Regions from separate parts of the Homo sapiens genome. Here region 2 is linked to region 1. Evidence: read pairs that join two places in POLR2A ChIA-PET (ENCODE). Cell type or tissue: endothelial cell of umbilical vein. All regions are shown on one strand. Each heading gives the region's core, and the rest is flanking DNA. Links, peaks and the distances in the headings are about the cores only.

The links. ChIA-PET counts read pairs that join two places held together with the same protein. Peaks named below come from ENCODE experiments on the same cell type or tissue, not always from the same donor. Only the 100,000 strongest peaks of a DNase experiment are listed, where the experiment ranks them.
Region 2: POLR2A ChIA-PET joins it to region 1 with 8 read pairs; 2 of 35 experiments call an interaction of 5 or more read pairs at or near these places.

Annotation. Positions count from the first base shown.
Region 1 is chr9:27,113,388-27,122,140 of GRCh38, reverse strand. The region is part of intron 1 of TEK (TEK receptor tyrosine kinase); the gene reads right to left. Among named protein-coding and RNA genes, the nearest start is that of TEK, 8.5 kb to the right of the region's middle. In endothelial cell of umbilical vein, for the core only: no CTCF peak of the experiment used is centred there; DNase peaks (open chromatin) are centred at 2,990 and 4,160; H3K27ac peaks cover 2,662 bases.
Region 2 is chr9:27,055,191-27,063,893 of GRCh38, reverse strand. IFT74 (intraflagellar transport 74) reads right to left here. Exons shown (of 20, transcript NM_025103.4): 17 at 8,122-8,285; 18 at 7,435-7,560; 19 at 3,243-3,303; 20 at 1-1,276. The coding sequence ends at 1,158. Among named protein-coding and RNA genes, the nearest start is that of TEK, 50 kb to the left of the region's middle. In endothelial cell of umbilical vein, for the core only: no CTCF peak of the experiment used is centred there; DNase peaks (open chromatin) are centred at 3,793 and 4,263; H3K27ac peaks cover 1,315 bases.

The DNA of each region.
Region 1 (8,753 bases), core at 558-8,557:
TAGCTGGAATGGATGAGTAGAACTGACCAACCATTTCTCTACTGACGGGCATTGCCTGCTCGTTAGCTGGGCCTTTTGTGAGGAAGCCCACTGTGCCCAAGGTCTTGTCTATAATTTTATTAACAAATACCCACTTTCCAGGTTTCCTGGGAGAAACAAAATTAGAATCCGTGACGGTGCTTTGAGACAGGTCGATCACTGTGAAACTCTGTTTCACTTTGTTTATGTCACTAGGATAGCATTAATTACACGCCCAAAATGCTTTTGTTATTTCTTTGGATACACATGCACATACACAGTTCTAAAAAGGACAGGATTCGAGTGGCTAACTCATCTGGTTATAGCAGTGTCTCTCAAATTGCATTCATTCATGGATCACTTTTGTGATTCTTACTGAGTCTACATATCACCTGTGCAATTTTTCTATCAATCATTATATTTAAATTAACTTTTTTTCTTATCCTCATATTAACGAGGACTAATCATGAAATCACATGACTGATATGATACATATGCACACATATATACATATATCTATAAACAGATGCAAATAAATGTTTATATATGTAAATAATTTTGCATATTGCATATAATATGGAAAATATATTTATACATATAAAAATACATATGTATACAAATAAAATATGTATATAAATTTATAAAATATATTTATAAAATAAAAAAAAAATTTATTTATGAAATATATATACAAATCATCTTGCAGGCCAGCAGTAATATATACAACACACTTAAGGTAACCCTAACTCAGAACATTTAATACAAAGCAAAGCTATTTTTTTTATTTATTTATTTTGAGACAGAGTTTCACTCTTGTCGCCCAGGCTGAAGTGCAATGGCACGATCTCAGCTCACTGCAACCTCTGCCTCCCGGGTTAAGTGATTCTTCTGCCTCAGCCTCCCAAGTAGCTGGGACTACAAGTGTGCACCACCACGCCTGGCTAATTTTTTTTTTGTATTTTTAGTAGAGGCGGGGTTTCGCCATGTTGGTCAGGCTGGTCTTGAACTCCTGACCTCAGGTGATTCGCTGGCCTCAGCCTCCCAAAGTGCTGGGATTACAGGCGTGAGCCACAGCACCCAGCCAGCAAAGCTATTTATTAAAGCATTTCTTCGTCAGCTAGTACATCAAGTCAGGTACTGGAAATACTGAAATGCCAAACACAGCTCATAGTCCAGCGGGCAAAACCAACCAGTAAACTGTACATTGTAATTAAATTTTCTAAGTATTATGACAAAGGCAAGTACCAAGGTGCCTGTATCTGAAACCTCTTAGGCACCAGTGCAAACCCTCCTCATCCCAGCTTTTGCCCTGGCTGCTCCTGCAAGGGCCACTTCTGATCCTTGAGCAGGTGCAGTCTCAAAGTAGCTCACCTAGAGCCCAGTCGAGTATATCTTACTTCCTCACCTATGGTAACCTGCTAGGTTCTTAGGTCTACATAACCCTTGAACAAAGGGAATAGCAATAGATGAATGCCTCCCCTTTTCATTTGCGGATGAAGTTCTAAGTCTCATTTCATAAGGCTCCTCAGAAAGTCTGGAGCACCAGGCTTCTGTCGCTGCAGCCAGCTTGACAATGCATCCTTGTAGAGTTTCATTCCACTAGTCCCTCACTCTTGCTTCCTGGGATCATTATCCCACATAATCCACCTGCACATATGCCTTGGCCTTCAGGCCATGTTTTCGCCTCAGGCTAAGGCAGGGCCCTAATCCATGCGAGGAGGTTAAAGAAGACTTCTTAGAAGATATAACACCTGAGCTAAACCTCTAATCATAAATAAGTAAAGCAGGTGAAGAAGAGGTGACAAGGGCATGCTAGAAAGAGAAACCAGCATACACAAAGGCATAAATGCTTGAACATGAATGTTTGGAAACTGCAAAGAGTCTGGTATGACTTGAGTACACTTCCATCATAGTATGTGGGACTGAGAACCACGAGAGGCTGGTGAGGCAGGCAAAGACTGTCTCCTGAAAAGCTGCTGACCACAAGCAATCACCACTGCCACCACCGTCTTCTTCGATTCTGAAGTGGTAGCAATGATTAATAAAATAGATGGATGTTTAAATCAACCCCAGAAGATTAGAACATCCTTTCCAGATGCAAGGGGTATTGGACACAAAGTAGAATGGAGACTAAAGGAAGGTGGAATTAGAGCAAATATGTGCTGAAATGGGGGGAGAGCTATTTCTTTCTCTCACACGTGTGCATCCACACCCACATGCACACACACACACGCATGTGCACACAGACACCAGGATGGGTCCAAAAATGCAACAAGCTTAGTCACAAGTGAGGCAGATTCCACTAGAAGTAAAAAAATTGTCAAGAAATAGGAATCAATAGGTTTGGGATAAATGAGGTGGGAACCTTCAAATGACAGATCATCCTAGAGCCCGTGATCAGTCACGACCCAGAAATGAGAGGAAACTGGGGGCTGGCAGGAAAAAGGTTGGGAGCCCAATGTTGCCAGCTCGTTGAGCAACAGAGAGGAATCTCCCCACCCGACTCTCCACCCGACTCTCCACATTTTTAGCAGAAGCCCAAGAACCCACAGGTGTAAGCCTCTCTCACCTTGTCCCCACTATAAGGCCAGACTTAGGACACCAAGGGAAGCCAGGGAGCCTCATCTGCATGGAATGTGGGTTGCCTGCCCTCGTGGATAAAAATGTGCTTTGAAAGGAGTAACATAAGGTAACATATGAGACACCAGTTTCATTTATAACCAAATCTTAATAACATCTGATTTTTATCGAGTGCTAACTATGAGCCGGCACTGTTCTAAGTATTTTTAAGTTATTTTTTTTAAAAGGTCTTCCCCAAAACCACATGAAGAAATGCTGTTACCTTCATTTTCTAGGAACTAACCTGAGGTGACCATGAAACACTAGTTCGAAGGCAGCACAGTGAGGTGTTTTAAAGAGCCCAGGATTCGGGTTCAGGTCATTTTTCAGTGTAACTCTTGTCTCCATCATTTCCTACTGAGACATGTGGTCAGTCAGGATGATTCACTTCCAAGGGATAGAAGCTAACTCAAAATAGCTTAAACAAATAAAAGAAACTAGCTCACAGAACTGAAAGAGGCAGGGCTGCGTGTTTGAAAATCCTTGGACCCACGTCTCAAATGCTATCAGAGTGCCTGTCTTGGTCCATCTTTTGTTATTGGCCTCATTCTCTCGTACTAAAGACTAGCTTCCTTCAAGTGGTCAGCGAAGTTGGTAGCTCCAGGGATACAGTGTCCTCTATGAAGAAAGAGAGGCTTTTGCTTTCAAAGTGCTCATAAATTCCCAGGGAAAGAGTCTAACTGGCCCTGTTGGGTTGTGCATCTTCTGTTTGAACCAACTGCTGTTGTTAGTTGGCTGGGACATTCTGTGACCAGTGATTGGCAGACCCATCAGAATCACCTAGAGGGAAAGCACGGCAGTTCTTGAAAGTTTGAAATGTTAGGCATCCAAAATAATGGATGGCCGCCATTTTCCGGTTTGTTGTTGTTAAGATGAGGTCTCACTATGTCACTCAGGCTGGAATGCAGCGGCATGATCACGACATTCATGCAGCCTAAAACCCCCAGGCTAAAGCGATCCATCTATCTCAGCCTCCCGGGTTGCTGGGACCACAGGTGTGTGCCACCATACCCAGCCAATATTTGTATTATTTGTAGAGATGGGTCTCCCTATATTGCCCAGGATGGTCTCGAACTCCTTGGCTCAAGCAATCTGCTTGCTTTGGCCTCCCAAAGTGCTGGGATTACAAGCACGAGCCACCACACCTGGCTGGTCACTTACATTTTAACCTTGGACATGTCACTTAACCTTTGTGAGCCTTGGTTTCCCTGTCTATTAAAAAAATAATAATACCTATAGTGTAAAGTTGTGAAATATTAAAAATCATATTTAACACTTGGCACATAAAGGCATTCAACCTAGGGTAGTCATTTTTGTTATTACTGGTACTCTTATTGTTTTGTGGTTGTTTCTGACACAGGGATCAGAATTTGAAGCCCATCCCAGATTCCCAGATGTCTAAAGCACTCCTGTCCCCAGGGTGGAGTCCCCTTTGGCTCTGCAGCCAGACGCCTTGCACAACCCAGGCCCTGTGTGCCAAGGTTAAGCTGGTTCACCATCTGACGGCCGCAGAGCAGTGAGTGCCTCCCCAGCCCCAGCAATGTCAATACTGCCTTCCTGACTCCGCCTATTGTATCTGGAGGAAAGTGGCCGAGCATTGTCTTCCAGTGCTCCCCCCAGGAAGCATGATATCACCCTTTAACAAAAGCGGGAAAGCTGACAGATCTGCTGAGATGGGTGTGACCAGCACATACACCTCACTGGTCAAGCCCTGGGCAAGGGGCTGTGACAAGCAGAGAGCAAATGACAGCCGCCCACGATGCCCTTCAAACCCCACGCCTGACTGGCTTCTTTGGCTAGTCCAAATTTTCTCCCTCTCTTTGTCACACTCATACCACATTAGACATGAAACCACCAAGCAATGGGTATGTACTTCCTCTAATATGCAGATGTGTTGAAAAGTGTCAGGACTCTGCATCTGGCACATCCACGTCTTCACACCTGCTCCTGCAGCCTTTGGGAAGGAGCAGGAGAGAAGAATGATCAGATTCCTGAAGGCACACAAGGGGACAATGGGGGTGGGGCTGGGGGAAGAGGTCACAGCTAGATCTAAAACTCATTCTGCAGGTGTAACACGAGTTAAGGAATCGTCTGGCCAGATGGGTAAGAATAGGGTTATCAGTTCAAAATTCCAAAAATAAGGGAGGCAACTTTAGACATTCCCTTTCCTGAAAGCCAGGAGTGAAGCCAGCTGCTCTCTTCCAGCTCTGGTTTGGTGATGCTGCCGGTGCAGCTGGCTCTCTGTAAAATAACACACCTGCAGGCTGGTGCTCCAGTGTCAGGCCCGGAGGCTGTTACTCTGCTGCCCCATCTTACTGTCTTCTTAAAATTCTCTTTCCGGCCGGGCGCAGTGGCTCACGCCTGTAATCCCAGCATTTTGGGAGGCCGAGGCAGGCGGATCACTAGGTCAGGAGATCGAGACCATCCTGGCTAACACAGTGAAACCACGTCTCTACTAAAAATTAAAAAAAAAAATTAGCTGGGCGTGGTGGCAGGCGCCTGTAGTCCCAGCTACTCGGGAGGCTGAGGCAGGAGAATGGTGTGAACCTGGGAAGCGGAGCTTGCAGTGAGCCGAGATCGCACCACTGCACTCCAGCCTGGGGGACTGAGCGAGACTCCGACTCAAAAAAAAAAAAAAAAAAAATTTCTTTCCATGGCTGCTACAGCAGCAATTCTCTAAAGTCCCAGGATAGGAATGTCATTGGTTTTGCTTCTCCTGTCAGCTCCTTACCTGTTTCTTCTTCATCAAATTTTTGGGTATCTGCTCTTTCTCGTTCCTTCATTTCAATCTTGAAATATAGCCATGCCCGTGGCTTCACTTACCATATACCAAAGATTTCTACATCTCAATCTCTTGCCCAATCCCCTTCCTCTGAGCTTCAGATGTGGGCAGCCAAATTTTGATAAATATCTTCCTTTATGGCCAGGTGCGGTGGCTCACGCCTGTAATCCCAGCACTTTGGGAGGCCAAGGCAGGTGGATCATGAGGTCAGGAGTTCAAGACATGGCCAACGTGGTGAAGCCCCGTCTCTACTAAAAGTACAAAAATTAGCCGGGTGTGGTGGCAGGTGCCTATAATCCCAGTTATTCAGGAGGCTGAGGTGGGAGAATCACTTGAACCGGGGAGGTGGAGCTTGCAGCGAGCCAAGATCGTGCCACTGCACTCCAGCCTGGGCGACACAGCAAGACTCAGTCTCAAAAAAAAAAACTTCCTTTACATGTAGCCTCAAAATCAACATGAACAAAATAATTATTTGCCTTATCCCAGCCCACCTCCATTCAGCACACTGAATGGCACCACCATTATCCAAATCAGAATGCTGGAGCAATGACTTATTCTCCTCCCTCCCTCTCAACCTTCCATATACAACCAATCACTAACTCCTGCAGTTTCACCTCCTAAATCTCTCTCAAGCCCCCTGTTATCCTCACAGTCCTCTTGCCTGGAATGTTAGGAAGCCAACTTGGTCCCAGCCTATGGTCTCTACCATGTTAATCCATCCTGAAAACTATTATTAGAGTGAATTTTTCAAGACATAAATCTGATATATGACATGATAGAACAAACACTCTGCTAAATTTCAACATGTACAGAATGAGGGACAACCTACTTAAAATGGCCTGTGAGGCCCTTCTTGATCTGACCCCAACTTTAATTCTCTACCTTCATCCTACATTACAGCTTCACTCAGCTTCCTTAAGCCTGCCCTGCTATTTTATACACACCCCCTTTGTATAGGTTGCTCCCTCTATGTCCTTTCTTCCCTTTTCCTTTTCATCTTGGTTTCAAAATCATTTGGCTATGAGCAAGTTATAACTATAACTGGACCTGACTTTTGGCAATATTCACAACTATTTAGGAGTTCTTGCAAAGACAGAAAAATCAACCTACAAGTTGTTTTCAAAATACTACTCATTTTCTTTAGTTGACATTCCACGTTTTTAGACATTTAATTAAATATTTATGTTCAATTTAGTTTCGTTTGTTTGTTTGTTGTTTTTTTTGAGACAATGTCTCGCTCTGTTGCCTAGGCTGGAGGGCAGTGGTATGATCATGGCTCACTGCAGCCTTGACCTCCCAGGCTCCAGCAATCCTCCCACTTCAGCCACCCGAGTAGCTGGGACTACATGCACGTGCCACCATGCCAGGCTAATTTTTGTATTTTTTGTAGAGATGGGGTTTTGCCACGTTGCCCAGGCTGATCTGAAACTCCTGGGCTCAAGCGATTTGTCTGCCTCAGTCTCCCAAAATGCTAGGATTACAGGTGTGAGCCACTGCACCAGACCTTTATGCTCAATTCAGATATTGCTATTTCATTTTGTATCATTGGACCCAATAAAAACTTTTACAGCCCTTGAAAAGCTCAGATTTTGTAAATACCTTTATTTGCTGTAATATCTCTATTAAATCATTTATCACAACATTTTACAATTCATCCGCCTATATTCATTTTTCCCACTAAAATGTGAGCTTAGCAAAGGGAAAAAATTATTTATCCTTATTTATATTCCTAGTTTCCAGGACAGTACATGGCTCAAAGGAAACCCTCAATAAGTCTTTGTTTATTGAAAGGATAGATGAGTGAATGAATGAATGAATGATTGGCACACAGTAACTCAATAAATATCTATTGAATAGAAAATACGACTATGTTATAGGTAATATTCAACAATCATACAATACCTCATCTTAAGTAAGGCCCTGGTTAGAACCACTTTTATGAGTATATCTTTTATGTTTCACACCTAACAGAAGAAACTTTCTTTCAACTTTATTTACATCAAACATTTAATATAAGCTAAACTTTTAAGATGAGAGTGAATATCATTTACAAGATATATAAAATTGATTATCAGATTGGTGCAAAAGTAACTGCAGTTTTTACCACTACTTTTCACCAACCTAATATTAAATTTTTTTTTATTTTTTTTTGAGACGGAGTCTCACTCTGTCATGCAGGCTCGAGTGCAGTGGCATAATCTCGGCTCACTGCAACCTCTGCCTCCCTGGTTTAAGAGATTTTCCTGCCTCAACCTTCCGAGTAGCTGGGATTACAGGCACATGCCACCATGCCCAGCTAACTTTTGTATTTTTAGTAGAGGCAAGGTTTCACCATGTTGGTCAGGCTGGTCTCGGACTCCTGATCTCGTGATCTGCCCACCTTGGCCTCCCAAAGTGCTGGGATTACAGGCATCAGCCAACGTGCCTGGCCCAATGTAATATTATTATTTCGATGTTACTGAGATCCTTTCTACAATGTTCTCTTTTCCTTTCAGCTCCGCTGTGAAGTACCAACATTTTCTTACTGTGACCATAAAACTCCATTCAACAGAAATTACTAAACATTAAATACATGTACTAATGAGAATAGAAAAGAAATAATATCTGTTGTGAGAGATTTAGAGGCTAATTGGGCTAAATCTGGCTGCCCAAAGCTCAAAGACACAATCTGCATGGTAAAGGAGCCTAAACTTAGGGGAAGAACATCAGGAGGAAGAGTTGGCCTGGGCAAATTGAGTTGAATTGTGTTTGCAGAGTAGAGATGAAAGATGCCATTTCTAAATGGATGGAACAGCATGAACAAGAGCCAAGAGGAAAGAATGTGTAGATTGTGGAGATGGGCCTGGTTGAAGCAGACAAGATACAAACAGGGATAAATGGATAAGTGAGGGGAGGGTAGATGGGTAGTTGGCAAAGTGTTTGGGTTTATTCAGTTGGAATTGGCCAGCACAAAGTTTGAGAGACAGGATTATACTGAGGTTTTGTAGAAAGAGACAGCATCTATGAATATTAAGTGGTTCTCCTACATCCTGGGGCAGATTAGATCAGTCTTGACTAGCACAGTGGTTCTCATAGCAACACTTCTCTTTTGATTATACTAGCTTCATTATTTATTTTATTTTATTTTATTTTATTGAGACGGAGTCTCACTCTGTCACCAGGCTGGAGTACAATGGCGTGATCTCAGCTCACTGCAACCTCTGCCTCCTGGGTTTAAGCGATCCTCCTGTCTAAGCCTCCCGAGTAGCTAGGACTACGGGCACACACCACCACACCTTGCTAATTTTTGTATTTTAGTAGAGATGGGGTTTCACCATGTTGGCTAGGATGGTCT
Region 2 (8,703 bases), core at 1-8,000, 58 kb after region 1:
AATGTCCAGGATCTTCAGCCATATTAGTAATCCAGAGTTCAGCAAACTCAACAATGCTCACTCCTTTATTTAAATGTATATAGACTGAATTTGAATAATTTACCATTATAAATATTTATTTTTAAAAATCAACATATATGAGTAAATTTTAAAGTATGTAAATAATATCTCAATAAAGCTATTTTGGTTTAAGAAATCAATGTGTTGTTTCAGAAATACTGAAAAGTAGAGTTACTTAGTGAACATGATATCAGAGCAAAAACAGGATAGTTTTAAGTAATATTTTATGCTGGCCAAGGTGACTCATTCCTGCACGATAAGAGAAGATACATCTACAGTTAATATAATGTCTTCCAGACTCTATGCCTCTCTCCCAATCCTACCTCTTCTAGCTTTTTTCCCCAAATATTCTGGCTAATGTTTATAAATTAATCTACTTAAGTTCTCCTAATAGTACAAGAGAGTAAATGCATACTGCAGGGTGGCAATGAACAGCAGTAGCCATAGTCCAAAACAGCCCACTATAAATGTAGTCTTTTACCTAATGTTCTTCCAGGTATATATATGTGAAAAAATATTTTAAGAATTGCAAAGATTAAAAGTTTCTAATTCCAAATCTTTAGGTATAACTGCTATATAAAGAATATATGTTATATATTTACCTGTGACATTATATGGTCTAATACACATCAAATATAACCTATTTGAGAAGTAACATTCAAAGCTAAAAATCTCCCTTCTAATCTTACTAATTTTTTCTAGAAGTAAAAATTGACAAGGTTGATCTAAGTGCTAAATCAGAATCATACTCCATGCATCCGTCCTAGAGTTGATACAAGAAAAGCTTATCTCATTTGTTGCCATAGATGGATTATACCAGCTAAATAAATTTCAACGGTCACTTTTAGTTTCTTTATCTCTTGGTTCAAATACAAGTAGCATAAAAAGAAAAGAAGATGGTACTTTTTAATATGCAAACCATTTATTGAACTATTTACTATTTTAAAATATCATTCTTAAAAGAGGCCACAAAAATTATAACATTCAGAAATTTTAGGTAAACTCCAAAAGTAAGCTTTTTTTTTTTTTGGTAGTCAACTTGTACCAAGTTTAGCAGCAAGAGGATACTTCCTTAGAGACTTTCAGTGGACTTAAACTCAGTTTCCGCTGGTGCTATGTAAAGCATCCACGATGGTTTTATTGTACTCTGCAATCTGCTTGGTCACATTTTTCTTAATTGGCTGGTAATCACTCTCTTGACTCTTGGTTGCTATGACTAATTACATGAGTTAAGGGGGAAAACAATGTCAATAAAAATCTAATTGTGCCTGAGAAAGGAACTAAATACTGACATTTTTCATACTGAAGATGGTACAAAAAAGCACAATTAGAATACTTTAAAATACAGTACATCATTTTAACAGATTAAGCATCAATTAAAACCTAAAATGCCAAGCTAAACTTACCGCAAAAAATTCATATACAATATAAACACTTTTTAATACTTAATATGTTATGCATTTTTAATCTAATTCTGGTCTTAGAACAATCTAACGTTCAATGAACTAGTTCCTATATTCAAACACACATACACACATACACATACCACGTTCTCTAGAGTACCACAAATAATTTAAGGCAAATTTCTAGACTTCGCTCTGCTCCAAAATCACCTACTTTATGTTGCACAAAACTCCAGTGTGAGACTTAGAGCATACTGTGAACAAGTCCTCTATTTTTAAACTAAGTTGCACTAACACTGGCAACAGAGTACCTAAAACACCTTATCTGGAGGTAAGATGGGGTCCAGGCTGCTTCTGAGCTGAAGTTCAGCACCACCCTGGGGGAGAACCTATGCTGCCACTGAGTCAGGATCTAGTTCTCCAGGCAGAGACATCCTTGAATGGGTCAAAGAAGGGAATAGGAAACAACTTTTAAGGAAATATCTGTTACAACTTCACAACACATGTTCTCAACAGCTGCTTGCTGCCTCCTGTAATCAAACTAAAAGTAAACAATAAGATGAGACATAAGTATCATCTTTGTAGACATATAATGGAGTTGAAATGGCTAAAACATGGATGAGCTTGGAAGTCAAACTTCTCAGGATCTTACTTAGTTTACCTCCCTTTGCTGCCCAGATATTCAAGGTAGAACCATATAAACAACAAACAACTATATATTATATATTATGTACATATATATATATATATATACTTGTGGATATATATAACTATATGGTTATATATAATTCTCCCAACACTATGAGAAGGTAATATTAACTATATTTTAGAGATTTTAGAGATGATACAATTCTGGGGCCGAGAGCAGTGGCTCATGTCTCTAATCCCAGCACTTGAGCAGGCCGAGGTGGGATTGAGCCTAGGAGTTTGAGACCAGCCTGGCTAAGTTGGCGAGACCCCTGTCTCTAAACAAAAGAGAAATTCTTGCCATGTTTATCAGAAGATTTACTGATAATGTTTAACTTTACCCAAGCCCTGTGATCCCGGAAAACTGAATCTTAAGAGATGATACAGTTCTAGCTTGAACAGATTAAATTGTCCAGTTTGTAACTTACAAGCAGTAGAGTTGACATTTAAAATTGGATCGCCCAACTCCAAAATCTGGGCACTTAATCACTATGCCACATTAAGTCTTTGTACTCCTTTTTTGGCAACTCCCAAAATCTGCTTTCTATTAGTTACTTGAGGGCACGTGCGTGCGCACACACACACACACACACACACACCTCTTAACTACTGTAGAATTGAAACAGTCATATTCATTTAATTTGGCCCAGGGTTTTGTACATATCTGGTATTTAATAAGTAGGTGTTGAACTAAATTTGAGTCTTTAAAAAAATTCCTAGAAAAAAATAACTCAGTCAATTTCATTTTCAGCTTTTTTTTTTTTTTTTTTTTTTTTTTTTTTGAGATGGAGTCTTGCTCTGTCGCCCAGGCTGGAGTGCAGTGGTGCCATCTCGGCTCACTGAGAGCTCCACCTCCCGGTTTCACGCCATTCTCCTGCCTCAGCCTCCCAAGTAGGTGGGATTGCAGGCACCCGCCACCACGCCCGGCTATGTTTTTTTTGTATTTTTTAGTAGAGATGGGGTTTCACCGTGTTAGCCAGGGTGGTCTCAATCTCCTGACCTTGTGGCCCACCTGCCTCGGCCTCCCAAAGTGTTGGGACTATAGGCATGAGCCACCGCACCCGGCCCCATTTTCAGCTTTTTAAAGGATACATTCTTTCATCGCAAAATTATTTTGCTCAAGGTGTTGCCACTTTCTCTCCAAATTTGTAAGCTAAAAACATAAAAGAAAAATATTAATTAGGACCCATATTTAAAACAATTAAATGCCTTTCTAAGAGGATAAGACAAAAAAAATCTCTCCAACTTTAAATCTTATCAACTTACATTTTATTGAGATAAAGCCACGGTAGAAAAAAAAAGATTAAATAATAGTAAATATATTAATACAGTGATGAATCCTATAACATGTTTTACTCTATATATTTATTTTAATTATATTTTAAATGTTTATTATACCAATGAACATGCCAACTGAAAGACAATTTATGATTTTCCTTTCCCTAAAAAAACTTTTAAAAGAAAAATGGGACATGATGGGAATCTCTTCTTAAAATCTGGAAGTCTAATGCCACAAATATAATACATATTCAAACACTGTCAAAGGTTCAGCCATATAGGAGAAACTTCCTTATTTCCAGGGCTAAATTTCCTGTGTAATTCCACAAGCTGTGATAAGAGCAGAGCTGCAGTGTGAAGATTATAAGAGAGCTGGTAAAAAGCTGGCACTGTTACAATAATTTCTGCATCAACAGGAAGCTAATGTGGATATTATATTGATGGTTGCTTCCTCAGAAGACAATTTTACTGTTATAGAATTATATTGTTTTTCTGATTTAATTAACCTTGTAACTCTGGTTATGGTCTTTCTTTTTTAAGATGCACATAGTTTTTTCCAAAGCAAAGGACCATTTGAAAATTGAAATGCTAAAATTATGTTCCACCTGGACATTTCAAAGAAGTAATGATTATTTTTAAAAATACAATAATTGAAGCAACAGTGGAAATGTTTCTATCCTCATGTTAAAATAATTTTCAGGGCGTAAATTCAGGCTTGATGTAGATCCATCTCATTGTTTCCTCCAAAGAGATAAATCTAGATATTAGAATGAATCATAGCTAATTAATTATGTGAACTGTATGTGCTGTGAGCTGGTATTACTAATCACATCAATCTCCCCCAGACAGGACCTTGAAGTTAAGATGGACTTAAGGAAGCAGTCAGCAGTTTCTGGCAGTAAATTTCTAATAACCTTCAGCAAAGTCAAGTACCAGACTTTTTTGTCATTGTTTCATACAAACAGGTGGCCTTCTTATAATGCATCAGACCTGTTAAGTGCTACAGGAATGGTATAAAAGCAATGCTGTGTCAGATGGTCAAATTCCTTTTACATTATACCTCTATATTATTGACTCCTTTAAACCTCCAAGGACATCATGAAGCAAAAATTCATTTTGAAAATCTGTTTTTCCCTAACTAGTTTAAATAATCTGTTACATAAAATTCTTTAGAGATGCCAAAAGCCAGTTTTCAAGAAGATAATTGTGAAAGATAGGAAGACCAGGATTTGACTTAATCAGTTGGGATTCACAAAAGATGACAAATAACACAGAGAAGGATTCGAAATTGTGGCTTATGTTATGATTTCCAGTTATCAATACATGGAGTTAAAATTAGCAATTAATGTGGGGATAAACAAGTTAACCACTCACTGGCTCTAAGAAATGGTGTTTTTCAAGTGCTTTCCACCTTAAATCATCTATTCAGTGAATGAGGAGGGCTAATATTCCATAAGAAGTATCAGTATTTTTTTCCAAGAATTGCTGAAGACAATGACCTCCCAAACTTTGTCTTGTTTCTTCCCCAGCACTCATCCTCACTCTAAACAACCTAAGAAAATTGTGTCAATTATAAGTCTATATCTAGGTTTCCATATGAAGTAGAACAGAATAACTGGTAAATTTGAATTATGTAAATTAGTGATTTCTAAGCTTTTAGTAGTTGTAGCAAGCTTTCATGAGATTCTACCCTTTTCAAAAAGAATGTAAGGTGTATGTTGTTTTCAAATGGTACATCCATACAATGAAATAGCTAATGCTATAGAAATGTCACCAAAGGCCGAGTGTGGTGGCTCACACCTGCAATCCCAGCACTTTGGGAGGCCGAGGCAGGTGGATGACCTAAGGTCAGGAGTTCGAGACCAGCCTGGCCAACAAGGTGAAACCCTGTCTCTACTAAAAACACAAAAAAATTAGACAGGCGTGGTGGCTGGCGCCTACAATCCCAGCTACTTGGGAGGCTGAGGCAGGAGAATTGCTTGAACCCAGGAGGTGGAGGTTGCAGTAAGCCAAGATCACACCACTGCACTCCAGCCTGGGTGACAAGAGCAAAACTTCGTCTCAAAAAGAAAAAAAAGGCTAAGCACAGTGGCTCATGCCTGTGATCCCAGCACTTTGGGAGGCTGAGGCAGGAGGACAGTTTGAGGCCAGGAGTTCAAGACTAGCCAGGGCAATACAGCAAGACCCTGTCTCTATAAAAAATAATAAAAATTGGCTGAGCATGGTGGTCTGTGCCTGTAGTCCTAGCTACTCAGTGGCTGAGGCAGGAGGATCGGTTGAGTCCAGGAGCTCCAGGTTGCAGTGAGCTACAATTATGTCACTACACTCTACCCTGGGCAACACAGTGAGACTCTGTTTGAAAAAAAAAAAAAGAAGGCTGAAAAAAGTTAAGAAAATGTTGAAAGACTGTATGAATAGCATGGTTTTATTTTTTGTAAAAACAATATGGATGTATGATTGCAAAGGATGAAAATACTACAAGGATATGGCACCAAAATGTTAACAACGGTTGTACCTATGTAGTGGAAAATCAAATGACATCATTTTTATTTTGCTCTATCATGATCACATAACCATATGAAGAAAAAGAGAGTTTTGTTTTTTTTTTGAGACAGAGTCTCGCTCTGTCACCCAGGCTGGAGTGCAGTGGCGCGATCTCAGCTTACTGCAAGCTCCGCCTCTCAGGTTCAAGCCATTCTCCTGCCTCAGCCTCCCGAGTAGCTGGGACTACAGGCACCCGCCACCACTCCTGGCTAATTTTTTGTATTTTTAGTAGAGACGGGGTTTCACCGTTGTTAGCCAGGATGGTCTTGATCTCCTGACCTCGTGATCCGCCCACCTCAGCCTCCCAAAGTGCTGGGATTACAGGCGTGAACCACCGTGCCTGGCCAAAAGAGGGAATTTTTAATGCATTTAGGGTTTTAAACCATGTGTGCAAATTTCTAATATAGACTAATTAGATATAAGAATGATCAATTTTTTTCAGACCGTAGTTATTGACTTTGTACATGACACATAATGCTTCATTCAATCATTCAACAAATAATTGCTGAGTACCTACTATGTGCCAACCAATACCACAGGGCAAGGAATAAAGTAAACGAGACAGACATTGTCTCTGTCCCGTCAGAGCTCTCAATCTAGACCTCACACACTGTTCAAGTAATTATCAGCAAGATGAGTGATATGAAAAGGGGGCTGCAGGTATATATATCTACGCATCCTATGTAAATAATTGGAGATATGAATTAAGAAGTTCAAGGATACCTGGATTGCTCTTTATAGCATTATTTCAATGGTTTTAAAACTAGAAATTACCTAAATATCCAACGAAAGGGAATTGGTTCAATATATTATGCGACATCCATGCACTAGAATATCATTAAGCTATTAATATTTTTTAAAAGTCAATATATATATTGACAAGGGAAAGTACTTATGATGTATAGTTAATCATGAAAAACAAGCTCCTAAATGATATGTACAATATGGCACAATTTCTATAAATGCATAGAAATAAATGTGTACCTAAGTATATGCATAAATATGTGTATACACATATCTATCTATCTATCTATCTATCTATCTATCTATCTATCTATCTATCCATTGACTAAAAGAACCCACACTAAAGCAACAATAAGCATTCTCTCTTCTGGGTGGTGGGGTACTAATCATTAGAATTTATTTTATTTGTGATTTTATGGATTTTTAGTTTCTGTATTAGTAATGTTTCACTTCCAAAATTTTTAAAATATACTACCCCATATATCTTAACAGTTGTGCCCAAGACAGTATCTAACAGAGTTGGCTTTCAATATAGGTTTATGGAAGGTAAGAAAGCAGGAGTCCATTCATTCTGAATGAAGACTGTACAGAATCTGGCTGTCTTAAAAGTCAGAAAATCTAGAAGGTATATAAAGCAAATTTTAAAATAAAAAATTGATTGTTTTGGGGTGAAAATATAGACTAAGACAATTTCAAAGTCATTTAAAACATTTTTTACCTGAGAATGTGTCTCATTTTCTTGCAATTGTGTTTTTAGTGCCTCATACTCTATGTTTTGCTTCTCCATTATTTTCTTAAAGGCATTTCTGTGGGTTGATAATATCATTCTCTCCTGATGTAATTTCTAGAAAGATCCAAATAGAAGTGACAGGTTATAGAAAATATGTAGTAAGCCAATATAAATCATATTTAACTTAATTTCAATAACTATATTCTGGTAAAATTATATCAAGGCTATAACTACTCTAAAACCCGTTTGTAAAAATATCCTTTGAACTATAAGCTATGTTAACATTATCTGTATTAATAACTCTATTAATGCTGCCATATCTCTCCCGACCCTACCAAATTAAGTCTAAATTAATGTAAATGGCAATGGAAAGCCACTGACAAGTTTCAGGTAGGATAGAGTCATAATCTAAACTGCATTTAACAAAGCTCACATCTGCTGAAATGCTCTGTATTAAGTAGCAGCTTATACCTTGCTTTTCAATTTTTGCTTTTCTTTAAAACTTTAAGTCACTCTAAATTCCAACTACATATGTAAACATTTTTATTTTTTCTCACTTATATATATAAAATAATCAACTTAAAATAATAAATCCTATAAACCACAAATATATTACATTTGATCAAGAAAAAAACAATCTGAATTGTAATTCTGTAAGACTTGGTTAACATTTACCTTTATCTTTTCTTCACCTGATGATTTTAAAGCTGGCAAATCATTATATATCTCCAGATCAGTTGTCATTTGCTTAATTTTGCTTTTTAGAGAATGCTGTTCTTCAGTCATCTTACTTTCTAGAAGCTCCATTTTCTGCAGATCCAACTGCAGACGTTGAATGTCTGAAACATAAGAATTTAAGGTGATAATTAATCAAAATTTTATTCCTTTCACATAAGGAAATGTAATGCAACTATTAAAAATCATGTTTTTTAAGAATATCTGTAAAAGAAATATATGTTCACTGTAACCAGTGAGATAATATAAACTAAGAAAAAAAAATACTCATCCCCTCAATAACCAATTTCAGGTAACCAATATATTAGGGAATCAAGGTAACCTGATGTCTATTAGCCACAGCTGTCTCCATGCTAACAAACATTTAAGTTTTTTTCTTGCTTAGTAATATAATCTATATTATGAGATAAAGACACATTATTTTTAACAGAAGCATGACACAGTTATGTAGGGAAAAAACCAAGTTATAAAACATTATATATATATTTGAGCACAATTTTATAATTGCACACATAATCAACT